Linked DNA regions of Mus musculus: regions 1, 2 and 3 are each linked to region 4. The links are chromatin loops, found by intact Hi-C in ENCODE. Cell type or tissue: left cerebral cortex. All regions are shown on one strand. Each heading gives the region's core, and the rest is flanking DNA. Links, peaks and the distances in the headings are about the cores only.

Evidence for each region. A loop is a pair of places that touch in the nucleus more often than their neighbours do. Peaks named below come from ENCODE experiments on the same cell type or tissue, not always from the same donor. Only the 100,000 strongest peaks of a DNase experiment are listed, where the experiment ranks them.
Region 1: it touches region 4 in a loop (2.8-fold over the local background); 8 of 42 quality-filtered maps call a loop at or near these places.
Region 2: a loop joins it to region 4, with 5 times the contacts of the local background. A loop is called at or near these places in 16 of 42 quality-filtered maps.
Region 3: a loop joins it to region 4, with 3 times the contacts of the local background. A loop is called at or near these places in 16 of 42 quality-filtered maps.

Annotation. Positions count from the first base shown.
Region 1 is chr11:115,936,335-115,942,401 of GRCm38, forward strand. It overlaps Sap30bp (SAP30 binding protein), which reads left to right. Exons shown (of 11, transcript NM_020483.3): 3 at 1,676-1,723. Gm39474 (a long non-coding RNA gene) reads right to left here. Exons shown (of 2, transcript XR_880317.3): 1 at 5,787-6,067; 2 at 3,538-4,570. Among named protein-coding and RNA genes, the nearest start is that of Gm39474, 3.4 kb to the right of the region's middle. In left cerebral cortex, for the core only: a CTCF peak has its summit at 3,547 (motif pointing right); a DNase peak (open chromatin) is centred at 3,554.
Region 2 is chr11:116,029,514-116,035,580 of GRCm38, forward strand. It overlaps Unk (unkempt family zinc finger), which reads left to right and starts at 803. Exons shown (of 16, transcript NM_172569.4): 1 at 803-978. The coding sequence starts at 875. In left cerebral cortex, for the core only: a CTCF peak has its summit at 2,767 (motif pointing right); a DNase peak (open chromatin) is centred at 713; H3K4me3 peaks cover 1,721 bases; H3K27ac peaks cover 1,647 bases.
Region 3 is chr11:116,021,095-116,027,161 of GRCm38, forward strand. H3f3b (H3.3 histone B) reads right to left here and starts at 3,410. Exons shown (of 4, transcript NM_008211.3): 1 at 3,285-3,410; 2 at 2,788-2,925; 3 at 2,531-2,684; 4 at 867-2,441. The coding sequence starts at 2,915. The coding sequence ends at 2,313. In left cerebral cortex, for the core only: a CTCF peak has its summit at 2,810 (motif pointing right); DNase peaks (open chromatin) are centred at 2,511, 3,072 and 3,554; H3K4me3 peaks cover 2,370 bases; H3K27ac peaks cover 2,068 bases.
Region 4 is chr11:116,126,983-116,132,885 of GRCm38, forward strand. It overlaps Trim65 (tripartite motif-containing 65), which reads right to left and starts at 4,146. Exons shown (of 6, transcript NM_178802.4): 1 at 3,604-4,146; 2 at 1,214-1,309; 3 at 716-949; 4 at 456-633; 5 at 180-245. The coding sequence starts at 4,023. It overlaps Mrpl38 (mitochondrial ribosomal protein L38), which reads right to left. Exons shown (of 9, transcript NM_024177.3): 7 at 5,761-5,903; 8 at 5,438-5,574; 9 at 4,835-5,148. The coding sequence ends at 5,012. In left cerebral cortex, for the core only: a CTCF peak has its summit at 3,666; DNase peaks (open chromatin) are centred at 3,252, 3,732 and 4,052; H3K4me3 peaks cover 1,650 bases; H3K27ac peaks cover 1,493 bases.

The DNA.
Region 1 (6,067 bases), core at 780-5,779, 190 kb before region 4:
AAAGGCATCTAAAACTGAATTTGGATCTTGAATCTGGCATAGTAAAAGCAGCATTCACTGAAACACTCACAGCGAGCTTTATTTTGTTCTTCAGGTTGTTGTTTGGGGTTTTTGGTTATGTGTTGATATGTAAAGGCTAGCACGAGAATGTTCTTTAAACTAGGTTTAATGGTCCAGGTCCTGCAGATGTATAGCATTCAGGTGCTAAAGCAAGAAGATTGAAGATTCAAGAGTATATTCCTGTCTCAAATGAGTAAAAATAAGGACTGGGGATGTAGCTCAGTGGTACATCGATAGCACTTGCCTAGCATTCGCAGGACCCTGGGTTTGATTCCCCAGTACCACATAAAAACAACAGCAAATAAAACATTTCACAGAATGTATTTTGTATTCTCTTTTGAGAATTCTTCATGCCTTTATCCCACCCATCAGTGATAATGCAGAGTTGAGTAAAATTGCTAAAAAAACTTGTGGAAACTGGAGTGTGTGTGTGTGTGTGTGTGTGTGTGTGTGTGTGTGTGTGTGTAGTAGGGGTAAAGCCAGAGAGTTGTTCCCCAGCATCAACTACAGCTATTAGCCATAGTGGTTCACAGCCTGTAACCCAGCATGAAATGAGGGTTACAAGTTCAAGGTCATCCTTAGCTAGAAGGAAGGAAGCTTTGTTAAGTTTTTTGACTTTCCGTGCGTGCATGTGTGTGGTGTGTGTGTGTGTGTGTGTGTGTGTGTGTGTGTGTGTGTATGTATGTTTGCATGTGTGTTCTTAAAATACTAACCCACATCTACTTTCTGTCATATTCAAGCTATATGATATTTTAGTTTTGTTTTTAAACCTCTCCTGAAACCCCAGTGCCGATACTGGGGACTATTTGAGCATTCTGCCAAGCTCCATCTTTGACTGTGTAGTTGGTTCCATTTTGAGAGAGCTCTGTCGGTGGCATTGCGTTGCAAGCTTTTGCTTCCCTGGCACCGCCCAGGGCACTTGTCTAAGAACCATCGAGGCATAGTTTGTTTGTGTTAACATCTGGAGTGCCATGTTGTGTTTGGGATAAAGTCTAGTAAGTGGTTCCCATCTGCTTCTTAGCTTTTGACCTTATGGAGTTGTGGGCTTACATTGGAGAGTTCAGTACTCCCATGGTTTTGACTCAGTCAGATCTCCTTTGAGTAAAGAAGGCTGAGAAGAGTGGATCAGTGGCAGTAATGTGAGCATCCCAAAAGGCTGTCCCTCGCCCTTTAGTTCCCCCCTCTTCTGGTCGCTTGATCTGGTGATTTGATGCCCACCTTTCTGTCATTGCTTCTGACTTTAGGTGCCACCTAACTGTTGAGCAGTGTGGTGGTTGTGGGTATAAACGTAGAAGTGGTAAGAGAATTCATAACCTTGGCTTTAATAACTGCAGAACATGTTGCATCTTCCCTCTCTTTATACAATTTCCTTCAGGAATTTTCACTGATGTAGATGATGGCACCCTGATTTTGAGCTGCTGATCCCCCACCCCCTCCAGAATGTCTCCTTTTCCTTTCTCTTTCTCTAGTTCTGGGTTGTGTGGTAGGGAAGGGTTCTTGGTGGGGTGACTCCAGCTAGGAAAACAGTCTGTTTACTCCAACCGCTGGTTATGTGTGTAAGACAACCCAGGCCCACTCCTTTTAAGTTTAATCCTCTAAATTCTTTGTCTTGTAGGAAGATGACGATTCAGAGACTGAAAAACCTGAGGCTGATGACCCAAAGGTATTTGGTGTTGGCTGTGGCGGGTGGCTGGATTCAATCAAGGCTTTTAACATTCTGACTCAGGTCAAATGTGGGGTCAGGATCTGTCCCACTAGCACACAGAATGGACAGTGGGATCAGGCCAGTTTAATGAAGACCCTTAAGGCCACTAGGAATTCCTGAGGCTTGAGATAAAAACCACAAGAGGCCAGTCTGGGTCCTATAATCCATACACGCTTAAGTCTGGCCCCGTTTTCCCAGGTATGTGCTAGTCACACACGCACATGGTCTTTTTTGAAGCAGCCTTCCTTCTCATAGGTCTGTCCAGAAGCAGCTGAGAGTAATTAGCAGTGGCTCTTGTCGCAGTCCTAATGCTCCTGTGGTAATGGAGGCCCAGTGCTTGGAAAGGTACCTTTCTCAGAATCGTGCTTTATACTGCAAACATCTCCCTTGGAGGAGTACATACAACATCTCACCGTTGCAAGCTGCTCTGAAATAAGCCAAAATCTTCAAGGTTGCATAAGTGAAACTTAGGAGACTTAAGCCTGGTAGTAATATAAAACAGTAGTCTCATGATCTATGGGTGATTGGGTTTCCAGGACACCCCACCTTCATGCCCTGTACATATGCAAATCCAGAGCTTCTCACAGTCTTTATTTAAAATGGTATATTTACATATGACTTATACATATATAACACAGGTTAATATAATTCCCCCTGCTAGTTCCAGATTATCTCAAATTATTGTTACACTGTATTGTTCAGAAAACGATTTAAAAAAAAATTTCACGTTCAACACAGATGCAATTTAAAAGAAGAAATTAAACCCATAGCTGTTTGAATTCATAGATGTGAACTATGAAAGGGGGCAGTGTATCTGCTGAATATATAGCATGAGCTATATATCAGATCAGATGAGCTATCCATCCTCAGATATGGCCGTGCAGCCATTGGTATAAACTCAGAAAGGCTGCAGAAGACTCGGAATGTGTTTTACCGAGGATGCCAGGAGTAGACAGTGTGGAGCCCAGAAACCAGGTGCAAACGACTTTCTGTGCAGAGTAAAAAACCCAGGCTAAGAACTGGCCTGGCAGGAGAGCATGGGGCAGGCTTATGGCTTAAAACTAAAGGCCACCTAGAGAAGTTGGCATGCACTTGGCTGTCACCCCTTCTTCAGTGCTGTGATCCCAGCAGCAAAAGCTTTTTTTTTTAACGTCATTTTTTATTAAATATTTTCTTTATTTACATTTCAAATGTTATCCCCTTTCCCCTCTGAAAACCCCCATCCCTTCTCCCCTCCCCCTGCTCACCAACCCACCCACTCCCACTTCCTGGCCCTGGCAGCCCCCATACTGGGGCATAGAACCTTCACAGGACCAAGGCCCTCTCCTTCCGTTGATGACCGACTAGGCCATCCTCTGCTACGTATGCAGCTGGAGCCAACAGCAAATTTTTGAGGAAAGGTACATCCTTGTGAGATAGGCAGCCCTGTGGAACACAAAAGACTTACTGCTCTCTGGAAGAGCAGATAATAAAGAACAGGGGACACACACACACACACACACACGGGTGTCCACTGATGCCAGAAGAGGTGTCACTTTTCTGGAACTAGAGTTTAGAGTTGATTGTGAGCTGTCAGGTGTGCACTAGGAGTTGGAGTCTTCTGCAAGAACAGCAAGTGCTTTTAACCTCTGAGCCATCTCCCCAGCTCTGTTGGATTTATATGAGAGGATTTTGTTGTTCTAAACTTTTGATTTGAATAATTCTAAGAGGACGGACATACTGCTAGAGCAGGTCTTGTAGTTTATCTTCTGTTAAGCTAATGAGTTGCGCCATGGCCGTCTACCCACTAGATGGCGCTCTCTACTTTTAAGGATCTAATTTTAACTGGTTATGTAGAGGTTCTCAAAACATTTGGTTTCATGAGACAACTTAGAAATGCAGATCCCAAGGAGCTTCTGTTCATTGTATATATTGGTATTAGAAGTTAAACTGAGATGCAGACTCTTTGACTTCAGCATAGGGCAGGATGTAGACTGAGAGCCTTAGAGCTCCAGGTTCAATGAAAGACCTTATCTCAGACAATCAGGTGGAAAGCAATGTAGGAGGGTCCCAGACTCCTATCTCTGACTTCCATGTACACACGTGCAGGCAACACACACATGCATGCAACTACGTGAACACTCAGAAACTCAATTGGTAGTTTGCTAAAACAGTTGCTCTGTTCTACTGTGTGTGTGTGTGTGTGTGTGTGTGTGTGTGTGTGTGTGTGTCCTGCAAGACAGCCTGTATCTGTAGCCCTGGCTGTTCTGGAACTCATCTGTACAGCAGGTCTGTCTGCCTCTGCTGGGATTGAAGGTGTGCACCACTACTCCCAGCTGTTTTGTTTTTGAGAGAGTCTCACAGGCTGAAGCCCAGGCTGGCCTGCAATGCCCGGTATTCCAGGCTCCTCTCAGATTCTCTGTGATCCTCCTGCCTTAGCCTCCCAAGCACAAGCCACAATGCCCAACCTCTGGTGTGTCTCTCAACACTTCAGTAGGCCTTTTACCATGGATGACTTCACAACACCAGACCAGAGCCTCGGTTTCTCTTCTCTGGGAAATGAGCATCATCATGAAATCTGCCTCTTTCGTTTGATGAGGGTTAAAGTAGTGCTGGGTGCCTGCGATTGGTAGCATCAGGTGCCTCTACTCACTTCCCAGGCTGGTCAGCCGATGTCGTTGACTACAGAATGGCGAGGCCTGTGCTTGGAGCCACAGTGTGGTGAGAGGAGCAGGCATAAAGGTGAGGGCTCGGAGAGGGCGGGCAGGCAGGCATGCTGTGGTGCGTGAAAGCTGGGAGGGAAGGCAGTGACAGCCAGATGCAGACCTGAAACAGCACAGAGCTAAATGGGAGAGGTTTGCTGTCATACAATGGAGACTTTTCTGTCATCTCTAGCCAAAATGGTTTGAGTTATTCATAAGGTAGTAATCTCACTGTTTTGTAGAAGATTTTTAGATGCATGTAAAGCCAGCTTGGTCTACACAGTAAGTTCCAGGACAGCCAGGCCTACACAGTGAAACCCTGTCTCAAAAATTAAAAATAAAAATAAAAAGGATTTGTCATTAATGTTCTAGTTTATGGGTTGTGTTGAGGTTGGACAAATCCCCAGAGGGTTTGAGACTCCCCGGGAGGAGAGGTTACGGGAGAAGGGCAAACTTGAGAATTCTCTTGCTGCTGTTAGCAAGCTAACATAGTGCACACACCTTTAATCTCAGTGCTCCGGAGACAGAGGCAGTGGACCTTAATGAGCTTAAGCCAGCCTGCTCTATGGAACAAGTTTCAAGGTTACATTGTGAGAGCTTGTCTCCAAAAAACCAAAGTAAAAGAAACAAAAAAGGCTGAGGCCCACTCCTTTAATCCCAGCACTTGGGAGGCAGAGGCAGGCAGATTTCTGAGTTTGAGGCCAGCTTGGTCTACAGAGTGAGTTCCAGGACAGCCAGGGCTACACAGAGAAACCCTGTCTCGAAAAAACAAAAAACCAAAAAGGTGCCAAGACTAGAAATGGCATTTTTGATTGTCTTGCTACTTTCTTTATGTTTTAAACCTTTGTTATTATTGTGTGTGTGTGTGTAGCTGTGGAGGCAGGGCATGTGTGTGCATGTGCACATGCAGAGGCCACAGAACACTCTGGAACCACTTCTCTCCTCTGCATATGTTCTGGGGTTGAGTGCAGGTCGTGGGCTGGTACAGCAAGTGTCTCTGCCCACGACCGATCTCCTTGCTTCTGTTACTTTGCTCTATGAAACAGGGTCTCACTGTAGCACAGGCTGGCCTCAGTCTGCCCACCCTCCTGCCTCAGCCTTTGGAGCACTGGGACCTAATTTTGCCACTCTGACACCTGGAGTAGCTCCTGGGTGCAGTCTCCTGCACTGAAGTTGAATGAGACGCTAACTCCAGATCCACCTGTATGGAAGCGTTCAGTCTGAGATAGAAAGGCCCGAGTTACAAATCAGAGAAGGGGAGGCAACTTGGTATGCCAAGAGAATCTAAACACCTGCGTGCTTCTAACCCATGCTTGCTTTCTCTTGGCGTCTAGTCTCACCTCAGTAAGCAGTCTGGCCTTATGTGCTGTGATCACTCCACAGAAGGGGGAGCTGCTGTCCTAGAAACCATCAGACTAACTGTGGCAGTCCTCTGACAGCACTGTACCCAGTGGCTCCAGTGTGCCTCTGTCCATTTGCCCTTGGTGTGTGAGCTCCCCACATGCCGCTGTCCTCTGTCCACACTTTGCCTCCATAGCTCTGGAACGTTCTTCCTTGTTTATTTTTCTTCCACTCCTGCAGTTCCCGTGGATAGAGGTGTCTCCATTTGCTGTCCCTGGCA
Region 2 (6,067 bases), core at 463-5,462, 98 kb before region 4:
AGGGAACTAGAATGGACTAGAACATTTTTTTTTCCTCAGCCCCTGGCCCTTCTCATGTAGTCTATCACTATACTTCTCAACAATTTACCAAAGTGCCTAAGAGACTACTCTAGATAGAGATTAGGTTCTCCCTTGGACCTTAACCTACTGGAAACAAGGTATTTGGGCCAACCACTGAGTTCAGAAGGAGCCCAAGTGGAGGGGTTCCAGGTTTCAGGGTTGATAAATGTTAATGATGCCCAGGAACAATATGGTGTATTGTAATTTTTAAAAACAAAACAAAGCAACAACAATAAAAAGCTTCTTCAAACTGTCTGCTAGCCTGCATACTTTCTCTGGTGATTTACAGGTTACTATATTATGAAAATATTGGCTGACTAGCTTGCTGGCTCCGAGGCAATGCTCTAGACTGACTTTAGAAACGGTGCGCCAACTGTACTGGTAGGGAGGCAAGGCAATTACTGCACTGCATTTGGAACATTCTCCGTGGAGTTGTTTCAGGCCTCCCTAACTGGTTCCTTGCTCTCCGGAGGATCCAGTTTAAAGGTAGAGTTCACCTCCGACCACACTGACAATGCTCAGGTAATAGTTAAGAGTGACTAGACTACAATTACCACAAGGCATTGCGGATCCTCAGCATCCGGGACACCGTCCGCAAAGATCTCTGGGTATTGTGGTCTTGCACTTTAGCAGCGACACTGTGCCAACGGTAAAATTTCACCGGAAAGGAGGACCACAACTCCCAGCAACCTTTGCTGCTGTGCGGGGGGTCTTCACGTTCTCGTGGCGCGGCGCAGGCGCTGTGGGTCTTCGGCGCGGACCGCGCAGACTGAATAATAAAAGGGGAGCGGCGAAGAGGCAGGAAGACAGGACCATGTCGAAGGGCCCCGGGCCCGGCGGCTCGGCAGCTTCCTCGGCGCCCCCGGCCGCTACCGCTCAGGTGCTGCAGGCACAGCCCGAGAAACCGCAGCACTACACGTACGTAGAGCCCCCCCCGCCGCGCGCGCACGCCTGACGTCAGCGGCCAGCGTGAGTCACGCGCGCAGGGAGAGCGCGAGGCTGTCCCCCCCCCCCTTCCTCCGGCTCGGCCCAGACCGGTTCCAACCTGCTGGGACCGGTCCCAGCTTACTTCAACTGTCACCAACCTCTGGTCGGGCAGTGGGGCGGGAAACTCGGTCCCAGCCTCCGAGTCGGAAAGGCAGGAGCGCGGGTCCCGAATCCACACTTCTCAGGCCAGGCCTCAGAGGCCTGACGGTCTCAGACATAAAACCCGACAAGTCCACGACATGACAAGTGGAAGTCTGTACCAACCAGCACGAGACCTGTCTAGAAATGACTGTTTGCTTGAAGTCTCGGGAGGAGACTCTGTGCACCGGAGGCCTTTTGTATCTTTAAGGCCTGTTAGATTGTCCACGAGGATCACCCATGCTTGAATTCCCTTAAACAGTCAAACGTGCAGAAATGGGCTCACTCCGTGCAGGCTGTACTGTCTAGCTTGAGTCAGCGACATCCGGGGTGTTAATGGTTGCAGACCCCTTCAGCATCGGGCAGGCAAGGGAGCCTCATCGTAACTGGCCTAAATGAGATTGCCACAATGTAAAAACTGCATGTGTACAAGCTTAGGTCCCTGCCTTCCTTGCTGTCATGTCACAGTAGGCCTAGGTTCTGTGAGACAAAGGCCAATGCTGTAGTTCCTCTTGTAAAGCCCTGTTGGTTTCCGTTCCCTGCTGTGTGCCAGGAGTGTCCCTACTGGGTGCCTGAGTGATGGGCCAGTTTAGGAGATCCCAACCTGTGGAAATGTCAGAACCCGAGAGATTGAACAACACTCCAGCGTCCAGCCAGGAGCTGGCAGCATCCGAACTAAAGTCAGGCAGAAGCAGCTCTGGTTCAACACTTTTGGGAGTTGGGACAGGGGAACATTGGTTATAGAAAATGTATTGGTTTCTTCAAATGACTAGTGTTGGCTGACGTCATCCAAACTTGACTGTAACTCAGGTTAGCCTTTCAAGTATGGTGGTCATCAGTTGGTCCTTTCTTACTGGAGTTCTCTCTCACTCTGCAACCTTGCCATTGCTTTTGATAAGAAGGTCTAACATCAGAATAACATCACTTATCTGGTCACACACAAAAATTTGTAAACTTAGTGGAACTGTGAAAAACATCTACATTTGTTTATTTGTATGTGAGTCTGTGGGAACACTCACGCAGCGCCACATGCAGGTGTGGAGGTCAAAACAGTCTGAAGGAATTGGTTCTCTCCTTTTACCTGGAGGGTTCCAGGCATTGAATTCAGTTGGCTAAGCCTGGCCACTGCTCTGTGCTCTCACAGTCAGGACCTTGTGTTGTAGGGTTAAACTGAACCCAGGCCTCTTACATGTTGGGATCACATCTGTCATTGGGTTGCGTCTTCGCCACGCACCCCCAGTTGTTTATTTACTCTTTACTTTTTAAGCTAGGATTTCACCAAGTTGTTTGTGCTGGCCTTGACTTGCTTTAATCCAGACAGAACTTGAACTCTGCATCCTCCTGCCTCAGATTTCTTTTCTTTTCTTTCCTTTCCTTTCCTTTTCTTTTTTTGGTTTTTCGAGACAGGGTTTCTCTTTATAGTCCTGGCTGTCCTGGAACTCACTTTGTAGATAAGGCTGGCTTCGAACTCAGCGTTCCTCCTGCCTCTGCCTCCCAAGTGCTAGGATTAAAAGCATGTGCCACCACGCCAGGGTTTTTTTTTTTAAAGATTTATTTATTATGTATACAGCGTTCTGCCTGCATGTATCCTGCAGGGCAGAAGAGGGCACCAGATCTCATTATAGATGGTTGTGAGCCACCATGTGGTTGCTGGGAATTGAACTCAGGACAGTTCTTTTAACCTCTGAGCCACCTCTCCAGCCCCTTCCTCAGATTTCTGAGTAGCTGGGATTACAAATCTGTACCACTGGGCCTCATTTTGGAACTTTTTAATGATCTCTGGCTACTTGGATCATGTTTTTTTGGTACAATTCCAAACAAATTGGAATAAATCTTGGTTTCTTTTTGAGAATGTGTGTGTAATGTACACATTGTTGCTTATAGATCAGGGGAGGACATTAGGTGTCCTATCCCTCTTCATTTCCTTGAAGTAGGTTCTTTGGGGCTAAAGAGATGGCTCTGTGGTTAAGAGCACTGGCTGCTCTTCCAGAGGTCCTGGGTTCATTTCCCAACACCTACATGCAGTCATAGCTGTCTATAACCAGTGCACGGGGATCCTATACCTTCTGGTATGCAGGCATACATGTAGACAAACCACCCATATACATAAGTAAGTCTTTTAAAAAATAGCTTATTTTACTGGGCCTGAAACTTGGCCAGGTTGGCTGGCCAGTGGGTTCCTAGCATCTGCTTCCCCCACCTCCAACACTGGGGTTGTAAGCATGTGTGGCCATGCCTGGCTGTGAGGCGATGAGGAGTCAAACTCAGCACTCACAGAGCCTTCTCCACAGCCACTTTTTTTTTTCTTTTTGAGCATAAGGTCTTGCTGTGTAGTTTTGCTTAGCCTGGAGCTCACTGTTGCTCAGATTGGCTTCCCGTTGGGAATCCTTTTCTCTATAACTTTGAGATAACGGGAGGTGGCCAGCATGAGTGCTGCAGTCTGTTTCTGTGTTGTGTGGTCGCCCAGATACTGTGAGATTGCATTAGAATACTTTTCTGATCATTTTGAAATTACAGATGAAAGCGGACACAGTGAAGTTGTCAGTGTCTGAGTTGTTTGCTTGCTTGTTTTTCAAGACAGGGTTTCACTATATAGCCCAGTTCTGGAATTCATGGCTTTGAACTCAGATCTGCCTGCCTCTGCTACTTGAGTAATGGGATTAAAGGCACATGTATCATTGCCCAGCTGTATCTGAATTTAAAAAATTTTTTTATTTTGTCTAATGTGTGTCTGTGTGTATGTTTGTGTAGCAGGAGCATGCCTGGTACTTTTGAAGCCAGAAGGGGACATTAAATCCTCTAAAATAGGAATTACAGATGGTTGTGAGCTGCCACATGAGTGATGTGAATCAAACCAGGGTTCTCTGCAGGAGCAGCCTGCAGTGCTGCCTGCTGAGCCGTCTGTCCAGCCCTAATATCTGAGGTTTGATCCTCTTGATTCTCAGCTGTTTGGTATCTGTTCTATTTCTTGAGGGTTGGTACAGAGTCATGGACCTTGGCTCCTGAGGCATCTTTATTTATTAAACCATGTATTTATTTTGTGTGCCTATGGTATGAGGGTAATATATATGTGGGCATTAGTTATCTCCTTTCTCCATATGGGATATAGAAATAAGGTTTGGTGGCAAGTGTCTTTACCTTCTGAGTCATCTTACCAGCTTGAGGGTTTTTTTGTTTTGTTTTGTTTTTTGTTTTTCGAGACAGGGTTTCTCTGTGTAGTTCTGGCTGTCCTGGAACTTACTCTGTAGACCAGGCTGGCCTCGAACTCAGAAATCTGCCTGCCTGTGCCCTCCAAGTGCTGGGATTAAAGGCGTGTGCCATCACCGCTCAGTTTAAGATTTATTTTATGTATGTGAGTACACTGTCGCTGTCTACAGACACACACCAGAAGAGGGCATCAGATCTTATTACAGATGGTTGTGAGCCACCATGTAGTTGCTGGGAATTGAACTCAGGACCTCTGGAAGATCATTCAGTGCTCTCAACCGCTGAGCCATCTCTCCAGCCCATGTATATATAGCGTTTGTTTGTTTGTTTGTTTCGAGACAGGGTTTCTCTGTGTAGCCCTGGCTGTCCTGGAACTCACTCTGTAGACCAGGCTGGCCTTAAACTCAGAAATCCACCTGCCTCTGCCTCCCGAGTGCTGGGGTTAAAGGCGTGAGACACCACCGCCTGGTGGCACACGCCTTTAATCCCAGAATTTGGGAGACAGAGACAGGTGGATTTCTGAGTTCGAGGCCAACCTGGTCGTTCCAGGACAGCCAGGGCTATAAAGGTGCGCACCACCAACGCCCGGCTTATAGCTTTTTATCTAAAAAATAAACAAAACAAAACAAAACAACCAAATCAGAGAAGCCAGCTGTTTGTGGTGGCATTTAGAAACTGATAACTTGAGCAACTGGGTCCACCAGGCCCAAGTGTGGGAAGCATGAGGCGGTGTCCCTAATCTGTATTCCAAAGGTGACTCAGTTGCTGTCCGTAGGGATTAGTGGATGGAGGTGTTAGGACAGTCTTCATACATAGCACAGACACACATGGCATTCACTGAGGCACCTTCTCCACCTGCTTCCAAGTGTGGTCTCACGGTGGAGCCTCCGTGCCCAGCTGCTGCTGCTGTTTGACTGTGCACTGGCGTTTTGCCTGCAGGTATATCTGGGAGGGTGTTGGATCCTTTGGAGCTGGAGTTACAGAGAGTTGGGAGCTGCCATGTGGGAGCTGGGAATCGAACCCCCATCCTTTGCTCTTAACCACTGTGCCATATCTCCAGTCCCATAATGTTTTGCCTTTTAAGACTTTCTGACGTGTTGTTTTTAAGGGGGTTTGTTTTAGGACAGTGCTCTCAATGAAGCCCAGCCTGCCTCAAACTCAAGAGTCCCACCCCTCACTTTGAGATGTCTGCTGCTATCATTTGACTTGTTAGTTCCTTGGTTTCACACAAGGTTTTCAGTGGAAGATGACCCCAAGTTGCTAATGACCCCTCTGCCTCTACCTCCCAGGTGCTGGGGTTACAGACCTGTGTTCAGGAAGGCTTGAACACTCCTATAGCCAAAAGTTTATGACAACATGGTTGGAAGGATAGTTATTTTGTAGATATTTCCCCTTAATCTTTTTTTAAGAAATTTTTTTTTCTTTGATTCATTTTATTTATTATATGTAAGTACACTGTAGCTGTCTTCAGACACTCCAGAAGAGGGCATCAGATTTCGTTACAGATGGTTGTGAGCCACCATGTGGTTGCTGGGATTTGAACTCGGGACCTTTGGAAGAGCAGTCGGAGCTCTTAACCACTGAGCCATCTCACCAGCCCTTTTTAAGAATTTTGTTGTTGTTGTTTTTAAGATTTATTAACCTAATTTATGTATGTGAGTGCACAGTAGCTGTC
Region 3 (6,067 bases), core at 450-5,449, 110 kb before region 4:
TGAACTCAGAAATCCACCTGCCTCTGCTTCCCAAGTGCTGGGATTAAAGGTGTGGGCACCACTGCAGGCTTCAGTCCACCTCTTTACTGAAAGTGCTGCGGGGGAGACCATACTACACACACAGGAACAAAGCTTCCCTCAGCATTTTGTGAGGTTAAAAAAAAAAAGAAAACAAAAAAAAAAAACTCATCAACTTTCCCTTTCATTAGATCCCAGTCCAAGGACAACTGTCTAGGACCAAAGACAACCATGCTTAGGCCCTGTCTAAGCCTAAGTTGCAGTTTAGTTACCTTCAGACTTTCCAATAACCAACATGCTCCAAGCCACAGACTTGGTTACTATAGGTAGCAACTCAACAAGCCAGTCGCTCAGGGCTGCCTCAGACTTTACTCAGCCCAACATAAAACAATGTGGTCAGAACTGTTTTCATTGTACTAGACTATGCTACTGCCCCTTCTAATTAATACCATGTCCATTGAGGTACATACTTATCCAAAGGGACCTAAAGTTCTAGGTGTGGCAGTACACACCTTGTAACTTCTCCTCAGGAGACTGAGAAGGGTAAGCCAGTCTGGGATACATGCAAACTCTTACACTTCTTTAGCTACTAAAGCTTCACTAGAATGCCTTGCTGAATAGACTCGGGTCCATTTTTATATTTATGCACACTAGCACTCCTTAGCAATGTGACTTATCAATGAGTCGCCAAATACACAGAGAAGTAGGAAGACTCGTAGTTAGAAGGGGCTCAACGATTATTCAACTATATGTAAAGAAAAAAATCCGTACTGGTTAGAGGCAGATGGATCTTGAGTTTGAAGCCAACCTGCTGCTCTACAGTGGGAGTTGTGGCCAAGGCTACAGAGAAACTGTTTCCCCAGGAAAAAAACTCCAAACTTACTAGTTTATTTGTAAGGCCTATTAGAAAGATCCAAAACAGCAAACTTAAAATTTCAAATATTCTAAAACCATGGGAACAAACATGTATTGTAGTTATTAAGCCCACCCATGAACCACAAGCAGATTTTGTCAGACTCATGAATTGTGTCAGCAAATACTTGCATTTTTAGAGTGTATTGGATGTTCAAATGCTTTCTGTACTTTAGCCTTTTCTACCAAGCAAATAGCTGAATCTAGGAATCTCGATTCCATATGTATTAAAAGCTTTGTATATTCAATTTAGGTTTGACACTTAGTTGAATAAACAAGTTTATTTGTAAATTTAGTCAACATACATAATTGACCTAAAAACTTCAATAGGATACTTTTAAAAACCACTTGAAGGCCATCTCTATAAAAGGGATTTTGCCAGTATAGTAACCAGGTGTAACCTAACCCATCTTCATTGGCAGAGGTCCAAGAAGTTGAAGCTGTGTTCTTACTCCCATGTTTATAAACTCTACAAGGAAAAACAAACCTTGTACAGTTTTCCCCCTTAAAGATTAAAAAGAAACGAAACCGAACTCAATCTAGGCCTAAGACCAAACACAATGAAAAGCTGCACTAACTAGATTAGTAATAGATGATGCTGGTGTGAATAGCTTGTTATTTTACTCTAGAGCCCTTATAAATAAAATCCCCGTTAGTGTTGTGTTACCAGCCAGAGGGTCAGGGGTTAGTGAACATGTGGTAGAATGAGGACTTATGCAAGGTTTAATACGCATAGCATTTTTCTACTGTTAAAAACAAATGCAGTCTAGTCAGGAAATACCAACTGGACTAAATTACACACACCTTAATGACAAGACTCCCCACCACTTGTGAATGTAAAACATTTAATTTAAAAATGTTGAACACTACAATATATAAAATAGCTATTATAAATGCACATAGTGTATTCTATAGCTGCCAGGTTTACTTTTTTTTTTTTAAAGGAAACTGTTACACTGTGGCTAAAACTTGTATCTTCAACCTTTGAAAAAGCCCACATTCTATCACAGTGATGTATGGTTAAACACTTGGATCAAGTCATAACCAGTTTTATTGCAAAAGGACCCTGTACACATTTATCAATTCTAGTACCTTAATAGCTACCCAACAAGTCATTAACATACAGAAACATGCATCATGAAAAGCAAGAAGTATCACCCATCCCTTCTGCGTATTAGCAACTTGTCACTCCTGAGCCACAGTGCTCACATCACTGAGGTCTGTGAACAGTCAGTCACTCTTCCCATTCATCCTGAGTGAAAGATGGAATGACTTAAGTACAAATGCAACATATTATAAACAATTTCTTACAAAAAAAGTCACAAATTAAACCAAAGTATTTTACAGAATTTACTACAAAATGCCATAAAAACCGCTTCAACTTAAGCTCTCTCCCCCCGTATCCGGCGAGCCAACTGGATGTCTTTGGGCATGATGGTGACTCTCTTGGCGTGGATGGCACACAGATTGGTATCTTCAAACAACCCCACCAGGTATGCTTCGCTAGCCTCCTGTTGAGGACAAGAGCAACAGCATTAACACTCCTACTGGAGCAATCAAGCCGCCGCCCCGAGTGCCACCAAGCCTTTTGTCCCTTTACCTGAAGGGCACCGATGGCTGCACTTTGAAACCTCAAGTCGGTTTTGAAATCCTGGGCGATCTCCCTCACCAATCTCTGGAATGGCAGCTTCCGGATGAGCAGCTCAGTCGATTTCTGGTAACGACGGATCTCTCTCAGAGCCACGGTCCCTGGCCTGCAGTCACCAGAAGAAGGAAGGCGTCAACGGTCAGGGAGAAGGGAGAGAGCGCCCGCCCGCAAGCCGGCGGCCAAGTCATTGTTCCCAGCCCTCTGCCTACCTGTAGCGGTGAGGCTTCTTCACCCCGCCGGTAGAGGGCGCGCTTTTCCGAGCCGCCTTGGTGGCCAGCTGTTTGCGGGGGGCTTTCCCACCGGTGGACTTCCTAGCGGTCTGCTTGGTTCGGGCCATTTTTTTTCACCTGCGAGACAAGCGACGTTCAAGGCCAGGTCACCGGGCTCCGGCTGCCAGGCGCCCCTCCTCGCCGCAGCAGATGGCGGCCGCCGCCTCCTCCCCCTCCCCTAATGACTCAGGCTGCGCCGGGCTGCGGCCTCCCCCGGGAGGGGGAGCGCGGGGAGGAGCAACTTCCCGCTCCACGGGCGGCCGGAAACACCGCGGCGGGACCTGTGAGTCACCACCGGGAAGCAGACAGGACGGAGGTGGCGGAACGCGACCGAACTCGACCTCCCGGGCTGCCTCACCGACCAGACCGTCGGCTGCCAGCGACCGCGGTCCTAAAAGCCAGGGAGGCTCCGGCCGCCGGCAGAGCCGCGAACTCACCCAAAGCCGAGTCTGGGGCCCTTGCTGAGACCGAGGCGACGCTGGAAGCGCTCGAACAAGAGCCGCAATCGGCGAGCAGAACGGGCAGATACTCCACCAACGAACGACCAAACCGCTCTGCGCTCCAAGCCCCCCGACGCCTCCATATTTATAGAGACGCTGCACGCTGCGTCAGTGCGTCACAGAACCCTGATTTGCATACACCAACGACTTTTTCGATTGGCGGGAGCTTTCGCCGACGCGCTGACATCTCCCGACACAAAGGCCGTACTTCGGGGCCGTTTCCTGATTGGCCGGTGTTCAGGCCACTGATTGGCTGTTACAATTGCTTCAGGATTGGCTGGATGCAAAGAGGAACAGACGAATCAGAGTTTAGCACTAGGGAGCTCTTCTGATTGGATAAAATGGAGCTATGTTTGGATCCTTCTCTTGGTTCCAAAGCTCTACAATAGAAAGTCAATGCAAATGAATTGCACTAGTCTCCTGGAATTTAAGAAAGTTGGGTCGGCAAGAGTCTACGACTTTTTTGCATCAAGAGACCATTTTAGAGAGATTTTGCGTAAATATAATAATAGTAATTATTACTATTATTTTAATGTAGGATGAAATTATTCCCTGAATAATTTACTTTCTGTAATTTTCATCGTTTAATATAGTATGAGAAATGTAATCCAGTCAGTCATCTTACAGCATATAGTGTTTTGTGCACTGTAAATGCATACACATTCTAAAGCATAAAGCAATTGTTTGATGGGGAAGGGTAATAGACACAAAGAATCAAAATTCAAAAAAATTATTTCCGAGTTGGGTGGTGCTGCAGGCCTTTAATCTCAGCTTTTAGGAAGCTCAAAGGCAAGCAGATTTCTGTGAACATGAGGCCAGCCTGATCCACAGGGGGTGGGGGGTTCCAGGCCAAGCAGACCTACCTACAGAGATCTTGTCTTTTATAAATCCTGGTTTGTTTGTTTTTTCTCCAGGACTACATAAACCAAGCTCCAGGTGCATGAAGGTAATATCAGAGATGGAATCAGGATCCAAAATTCAAGGTCATTCACAGCTACTTAAGTCAAGGCCAGTCTAGGATATATAAAACAGTTTCAAGAAAACAAAAAACAACAAAAGGGGACTGTTCCTTGCATCCTAGCGCTCTGGAGGCAGGCAAAGCCATGTGAGTTTAAAGGCAGGACCACACCAGCAAAAGCTACCCAGGGAGACCGTGTCTCAAAACAAAACAACAAATACCTATTTTTGCATGTTTAATTCAGGCCATCACAAAATATTTTATTTCAATGTACTTAGAGTTAATAAGAAGTTGTCAGGCATGCTGGCACACACATTTCTTTAATCCCAGCAACCTGGAGACAGAGGCAGGTGGCTTTGAGGCCAACCTGGTCTACATAGAAATTACAGAATAGCCAGAGCTACTTAGTGAGTCTCTGTCTTAAAAACCAACCAAAGGGGGCTGGTGAGATGGCTCAGTGGGTAAGAGCACCCGACGGCTCTTCCAAAGGTCTGGAGTTCAAATCCCAGCAACCACATGGTGGCTCAAAACCATCCTAACGAGATCTGACTCCCTCTTCTGGAGTGTCTGAAGACAGCTACAGTGTACTTACATATAATAAATAAATAAATCTTTAAAAAAAAAAAAAAAAAAAAAAAAACCAACCAAAGAAGTAGTAATTACCTGCTTGTATATTTCTTGAACTATTTAATTCGACTGCATGAAATAAATACACCGGAAGAGTAACAACCTCAAGAGGGTGTCATGTCCATAAGGAGAAGATAATATAAAAAATGGGTGTCCTTGTGTAATATTTGGTAATTATTACTTATGTCAAAAACCTGACAGATTTTAGAAAGATGTCTGAATGTTTTGCCTGGTTGGTGCCCGTGGGAGTTAGAATAGGGTACTGGATTTACGGTTGGTTGTGAGCCACCATGTGGATGCTGAAAATTGAATCCAGGTCCTCTGCTAAAGCAACAAGTGCTCTTAATTGCTGAGCTATGTCTCCAGCATTATAAAAATACCACTTTTGGGGACAGGGATTGCGGTTGCAAGTTTGAGTTTGAGGCCAGCTTAGTCTACAGAACAAGTTCCAGGACATCCAGGGTTACATAGAGAAACCCTGTAAAATCCCAGTCTTTATCTTGTTTAATGAATTATCAGTATAATGAAATATTCAAATATAAGACAACAAAGCAAGTCTAAGTGTTACCAGTCAAAGCCCAGAAAAGTGAGACCTACTGCCTGCAAGTCCCCATCTTCCTGCCTTGGTGCCTCCAGAGTGCTGGGATTTCAGATGTGTCAGTGAGGACATGTGCCTACTCCTTTCCCTTTGAGACAGGGGTCTCACTCTGTAGCCCAGGCTACCCTGAAAATCACTATGTATTCCAGTATATCTTGATCTTGTGACTATCCTCCTGCCTCATTCTTCCAAAGGATGAGATTGTGAGATCTCCCACACTTGGCTCTGGAGTCCTCTTAACAAGTACCATACAGCTTTAATTATTAGACCTAAGCTGTTACTGTTTTTGGAGATAGGTTTTCATGTAGCTGAGGCTGACACATCTATCTATCTATCTATCTATCCATCCATCCATCCATCCATCCATCCATCTCAGGGATCTGAGTGCTGTGGTTAAAGCCCTGTGCTAACACACCTTTCCTTCCTTCCTTCTTTCTTCCTTTCTTCTTTAAAAAAAAAAAAGATTTATTTATTTATTTATTTAGAGACAGGGTTTCTCTGTATAGCCCTGGCTGTCCTGGAATTCACTTTGTAGAC
Region 4 (5,903 bases), core at 904-5,903:
CAGGTCGGGGGAGGAGTGTGGACAGGACAGTTAGAGCAGCCCCCCCCCCCATACATACAGAAGCATATGCATGCACACAGGCATTGCGTCTTGCACATAATTGTCATATGCACGCACACAGGCATTGCGTCTTGCACATAATTGTCACATGCACGCACACAGGCATTGCGTCTCCTTACTCTGCCAGAGCTTCTTCCTCAGTGGACACACTGCGCTGGGGACTGGTGCCAGGGGACCCAGGGTCTCTTAAAACAAAGAAGAGTTAAAGAAGTAAATAGGAATTACCCGACTCCGCCTACCCCGGACTCCGCCTATCCCTGACCCCACCTATCCACGACTCCGCCTACCCCTGACTCCACCTATCCCGGACTCCGCTTATCCTTGACTCCGGGCTGGCTTCTACCCAGCAGTGGGGGGAGGGGGAGGGCGCAGAGGACAAGGAGAAGTCAGCTTACCCAAAGGGCCAGCATCTGCAGCCTTGGCTGCCACCTTGGGGAGGCTCTTCTCTTCAAGGAGGAGCTCACACAGGGGGCTAAGCAGCTGGTTCACGTTGCTCAGCTGCTGTTCTTCATTCCACTGTGGAGAGGTCAGTGGCCCGAGGGACTCTGTGGGCTCAGGGAGCTGCTGTAATTCCTGAACCCCGGGGGACAGAGGCAGTGAGCGATGTGCAAGGCGAGGAAGCAAAGCCCTAGCCCGCGGCCCTGATATCTGGTACCTGGAAGAAGATGCAGTCATCCGCCTGTGCCAGGAGATCCTGGACACTCTGATCATACTGAGACAGGGCCCTTAGGTGGTCAGTCAGCCGCTGTTTCTCATTCAGAACTTGGCCCAGCGCCTGCTTCTTGGCTACCTCTATATCACTCAGTGTTGAGGCCTGCTGCTTCTCCAGCGCCTGAAGCAGGCTACTGAATCTCCTGGAGACCACCGAGGCCAGGGTGCAGGCTGAACTCTGCATGGACACAGGAGGAACCTCAGGGTGGCCAGTCTCCACACTATGGCATGGCAGGCCAAGCCCTCAATCACCCACTTGGCTTGAACACGGGGACATGGAGAGCCAGTTAGGACCCTTGGAGCCTCTTCCCTAATGGGGCCTGGCTTCTTGGTCAACGTCCCACTCTGTGGTGCTGGGAGGGACTTTCGAGGCAGCTCACATCTGTTGTCTGCAGTCCAGGGACCAGATGGTGAGGCCGGACCCGAGCACATGGTAAAGTACCTCAATCCGACTGCGTTGCTCCTGCAGCTCCTGAAGCTGGGTCTCTGCCTGGGCAACCTGCTGCTGGGTAACCAGTACCCTCGCTCTCAGCTGGTCCTGTGGCACCCATCCAGAGGGCAAGCAACAAAAGACGATTAGGATTGGTTATAACCTTCAAGCCACCATCACCAATACAGGAGCTGGGTAGTCTCCTCATGGCCCTGATGGTAACTGCCTTGTAAAATCCCAGAACTAGGTCAGAGTCCCAGGGAGGCCTGGATAGGGTCCTTTCTCTACCTGGAGCAGGATACTATATGAGGAATGTGGAAGTCTTAGGTTGAAGACCCCACTTCTGGTCCCACTCCTGCGTCTTGCAGGTTGAGTGACCTGGGCAGAACTCCTACCTTCTCCAGTCCAAACCTCATCCCTAACTCAGGCACCAAAGGAAAACGGTAACGCTGGCTTACAGAACCGGGGGCAGAAAGGGAGACTGGTCATAGTTGTCTGACCAGTGATCAGTTCAGCTCCTAAGAGCCCAAAGGGAAGACATTATTATCATTTGGTTGAGTTCTGTTTCCCCTGGAGACCAAAATGTGCTGTTATAGGAGCTGGGAACACCATTCAGGTGCTTGGAGTCGATGCTTGACCTGGCTAAGTCTCACTACCTGTTCTTACTCCTCCCAACACCATTTTGAGTTGGGGCCCCTTCTCATTGTTGCTTTGAGACAGGGTCTCACTGTGTAGTCCTGGCTGGCCGGGAACTTTCCACATAGACCAACCTGATCTTGAACTTACAGAGATCCGCCTACTTCTGCCTCTATAGTGATGGAATTAAAGGCATGCATCACCACACCAGCTAACTTATTTTTTTTAATGTATGTGTGTTTGTGTGTGGGTTGTGTTTATGTAAGTGTGGGTCCATGCATACATGCCAAGATGCACATGTGAAGGTCAGAGGGGCAACCTCAGACATCTCAGTCTGTACCCTGTACCTTGAGACAGGGTCTCTTGTTTGCCACTGTGTGTGCCAGCCTCCCTGGCCCTTGAGCACTCTAGGTCTCACATCCTCTCTCCTCTCGAGCACAACTCTGTCCCCCGGAGCATGAGCCACCTGAGCCTCTGTGCTGAGAGCCTCTAACCTCCATACCCAGCTGGGTCTTTCCTACACTTGTCAGGGGCAGCAGTGCCTCAGCCTTACCCCTTGGGGCTTCAGAAGCTGCAGGGCTCACCCTTCAAGTCTCTGCCACTCACCCTTTGACCTCACCCTGGCCCTGTCACCAGCACCAAAATGCCCCAAGCATGTATCCTTAACCCAGCTTTCCTTCCCTCGTTGGTTTCAGCCTGCCTGTGCTAGTCTTCCACAGCCACTCAGCTCCCTCCCTTCCCATCCCTGTCCCTGTCCCTGTCCCCGTCCAGTCACTCCTCCACTCCCTGTCCACGGCCTCTCGGTCCATGCACTACAGTCCTGGTCCTCTCGCTCCATCTCCTCCGTCTCATCCCTGGTAATCTCAGCCTCACTTCTTGGCTGTGATGGCCATGGGCAAGGACATAGGCCACCATGGTACCAATTCCGTGGTCACTTTTGCCTTTAACTAAAACCTCTCAGCAGCCTGGGGCACCTGGAGAACTCTCCCTCCTGTAACTGCTTGTGCCCTGGCCGCCATCTCTACAGCTTTGTCAGGATGTAATCCCCTGCCCAACAAATTTCCACTCCTTCTAGGGATACCATAGCGACTTCTTTCACTTCACTGTCCGCATCTCTTCCCAGCTCTCAGTAGATGTCTGTGCCCCCACCCCTGTCTGTGTACCCCACACACTGCATATCCCAAACCAGCTACTCTCTACCCAACCTCAGCACACAGCAGCCCGGTCTCCCGAAGAAACCCTTGTCCTGCGTCTTACTCTCTCCACTGGGCACCGGGCTCCCACTCACTTCTCATTTCTTTTGTTTTGCAGCTGAGACCTCCTTCCTCTTACCCCTCATCTCTTACCCCCTCCACACCCCAGCTGGGGCTCAGACTCCAGAAAGCAGAAATCTGATGACATCATCACCCTGTCTCAGCTTGGAAAGGCACTGCACATCCCTAGAGGAAGAGTCACGACCACCATGCAGACTGGCCCTGCTGACTCTACATTCACGTTTTGCTGAGACTCTATCTGACCCTTGAGTAGATCCTTCAGTCTCTGAAGGGCAGAAATCACACTTACTGAATGCTGGCCACCTTAGCGAATGGGGCTGCCAGCCCTGACCTAACACTCTGGCTCTACTTTATTCAGAGGACCTGGGGAGAGCTGCGTGCAGCAGTCAGGTGCACGTGCCCTCTGGGTTCATATGGGAACCCGCAGATCCTGCTGCAGCCCCTGGCCCTGGCCACAAGCAGTTTCGGCCCTCGGAGAGGCCCTTCCCGCACCTCGCGCACGCGGCGCTCCACGTCCAGCAGCGCCCGCTCGTGGTGGCTGCAGTCGTGCACCGTGCACGCGCTGCACACGCAGAGGCCCTCCGTGCGACAGAAGAACTCGAGCGGCCTCCCGTGGCGCAGGCAGCGAGCGCTGTGGCTTGTGGCGGAGTCCCGGCGCGGAGTCACGGCGGGCGGCGCCGGCAGAACGGGCAGCGCCTGCAGCAAGGTGCTCATCTTCACGTTGCGGGACAGCTTGGCGCCCTCGGGGAAGGGCTGGCGACATTCCGGACACGACTTTTCGCAGGAACGCCATGAATCCTGGATGCAGTTCCCGCAGAAGCTGTGCCCGCAGGGCAGCGTCACCGGGTCCCGGTAGCGACCTAAGCAGATGGAGCAAGTCACCACGTCCTCCTCCAGCAACTGAGCGGCCATGGCGGAAGCGAGGCCCAGTGCTCAGATCTCTTAAAGGGGCCGAGGCTACCAGTGCGAGCACTACGTTGGGGAAGACAGTCCAGGAAGTCGCGGCAGTGCGCAGCCTGGTGCACTAGAACGTTCCTTGGCAGGGATCCAAGTCACCCTTGCTTGCCCGCCTTCTGACGCACTGGGAGCTGGGGCGCGGCTCCCTCCGGTCCACCCTGACTATTTGTGTTCCTTCCCTAGACTCTTTTTTGGGGGGGAGGAGTGGGTGGGAGGGTTTCGAGACAGGGTTTCTCTGTGTAGCCCTGGCTGTCCTGGAACTCACTTTGTAGACCAGGCTGGCCTCGAACTCAGAAATCCGTCTGTCTCTGCCTCCTGAGTGCTGGGATTAAAGGCCCAGGGCATGGTGTCTGTTCACAGCAGTAAAACCCTAAGACAGGCTACTGTCATCTCCTCTACAGCTGAGCAGAGCAGATGGGAGTTCCAGGGTCCCCAAAGGCAGTATGAATCAGAGATCACTCCTAATGGAGTAGGCAGAACTGATTTGTTTCTAGGCCTCTAGCCTCACAGTGGGGGCTCCAGGCCTTGGTGGGGGCTGAAATATGCTAAGGTAACAAGCAATCTGTTGCTAGGTCTGACAGGGGCAGGACTTTCTCCTCGAGGAGGTTCTGATCCCGGGGCTGTCTTTCACAAAGATCACAGGCTGGGCAAAGGTTCACTTTTCATGTGTACCCCCAGCTACCGGGCTGCTGGGCACCTTCTGCTCACCCACAGAGCACTAAAGCTTCACTAAAAGGGTCTGGGTGCCCGAAAGTGAAGACATATTGGCATCAGGAAAAAAGTATTTTATTCACATAGAATCGAGGCACATCCACAAGCCCCTGGGTGTCCTGGGAGAGGCCAGCATGGGACTGTCTCAGTTGGCTTCAGATGGCTCTCTCCGGAGGTGTGACCTTCCAGCTGCTGCGACAGTTCCCCCTCGGAGATGAATGTACTGAGTCTCTCAGTAGATTCCATAGGTGGGCTCATGACTGTCCCTGTATCGGTCCAGATAGCGTAGGGGCTGCTCGTGGGGGAAGCGCTTCTGTTTGGGGTGGTAAGGGGGTGGCCGTACAAATTCAAACACAGGTTCCCGCATGTCTGCAAGAAAAGTAAGGGGAGAGTGGTGGACTTCTGCTGACCTGGGCCTCCTTCCTTGCCTGTGAGGCTGGAGTTCTGCCAGGGACTTTTTTGGGTTTTTCGAGACAGGGTTTCTCTGTGTATCCCTGGCTGTCCTGGAACTCAGAAATCCGCCTGCCTCTGCCTCCCGAGTGCTGGGATTAAAGGCATGCGCCACCACCGCCCGGCTCACCCTGGCTTTCAAAGGCCATCTCCTGGCATGGCAGGAAAGGTCTTTATCCCCAGGCCTGCCTGACCACTAAGCCCTTACCTAGAAGCTGGTGGAAGGTGTGGGTGACAGAGTCATCCCAGCGGCACTGGAAAAAAGCCAGACCGGCTGGAGTCATGGCTTCCTGGTGTCTCTTGTAGAAATCAAAAGTGCGGAAGGTCCTCTGGGCCAGCTGGTAGCTATGAGGAGATGGGCAGCATGTGAGGGGAGGGAGCAGGCAGGCAATCCTGGGAAACCCCTGGAGTGCACCCAGCACGCGGGACTGCTGCCAAGCGCAAGACCTACACCAAGAGCAGGAAAGAGCAAGAGCCACCATCCCAGAGAGCTGGCTTGAGGCTCAGGGGACAAACAGGGGTGTCGCTTACCAGGGTGAGGGACGGGTGTCCTCTGAGAAGTTGATTGGCTTGTCCTGCTTGAAGAGCAAGAAGGCAAAGCGGTGGAAGCCAGAGCCTCGAGCAGGGAAAGGAGGGAGGTAGGGACATGTCTCCTGTCCTTCAGCCACTCTGTT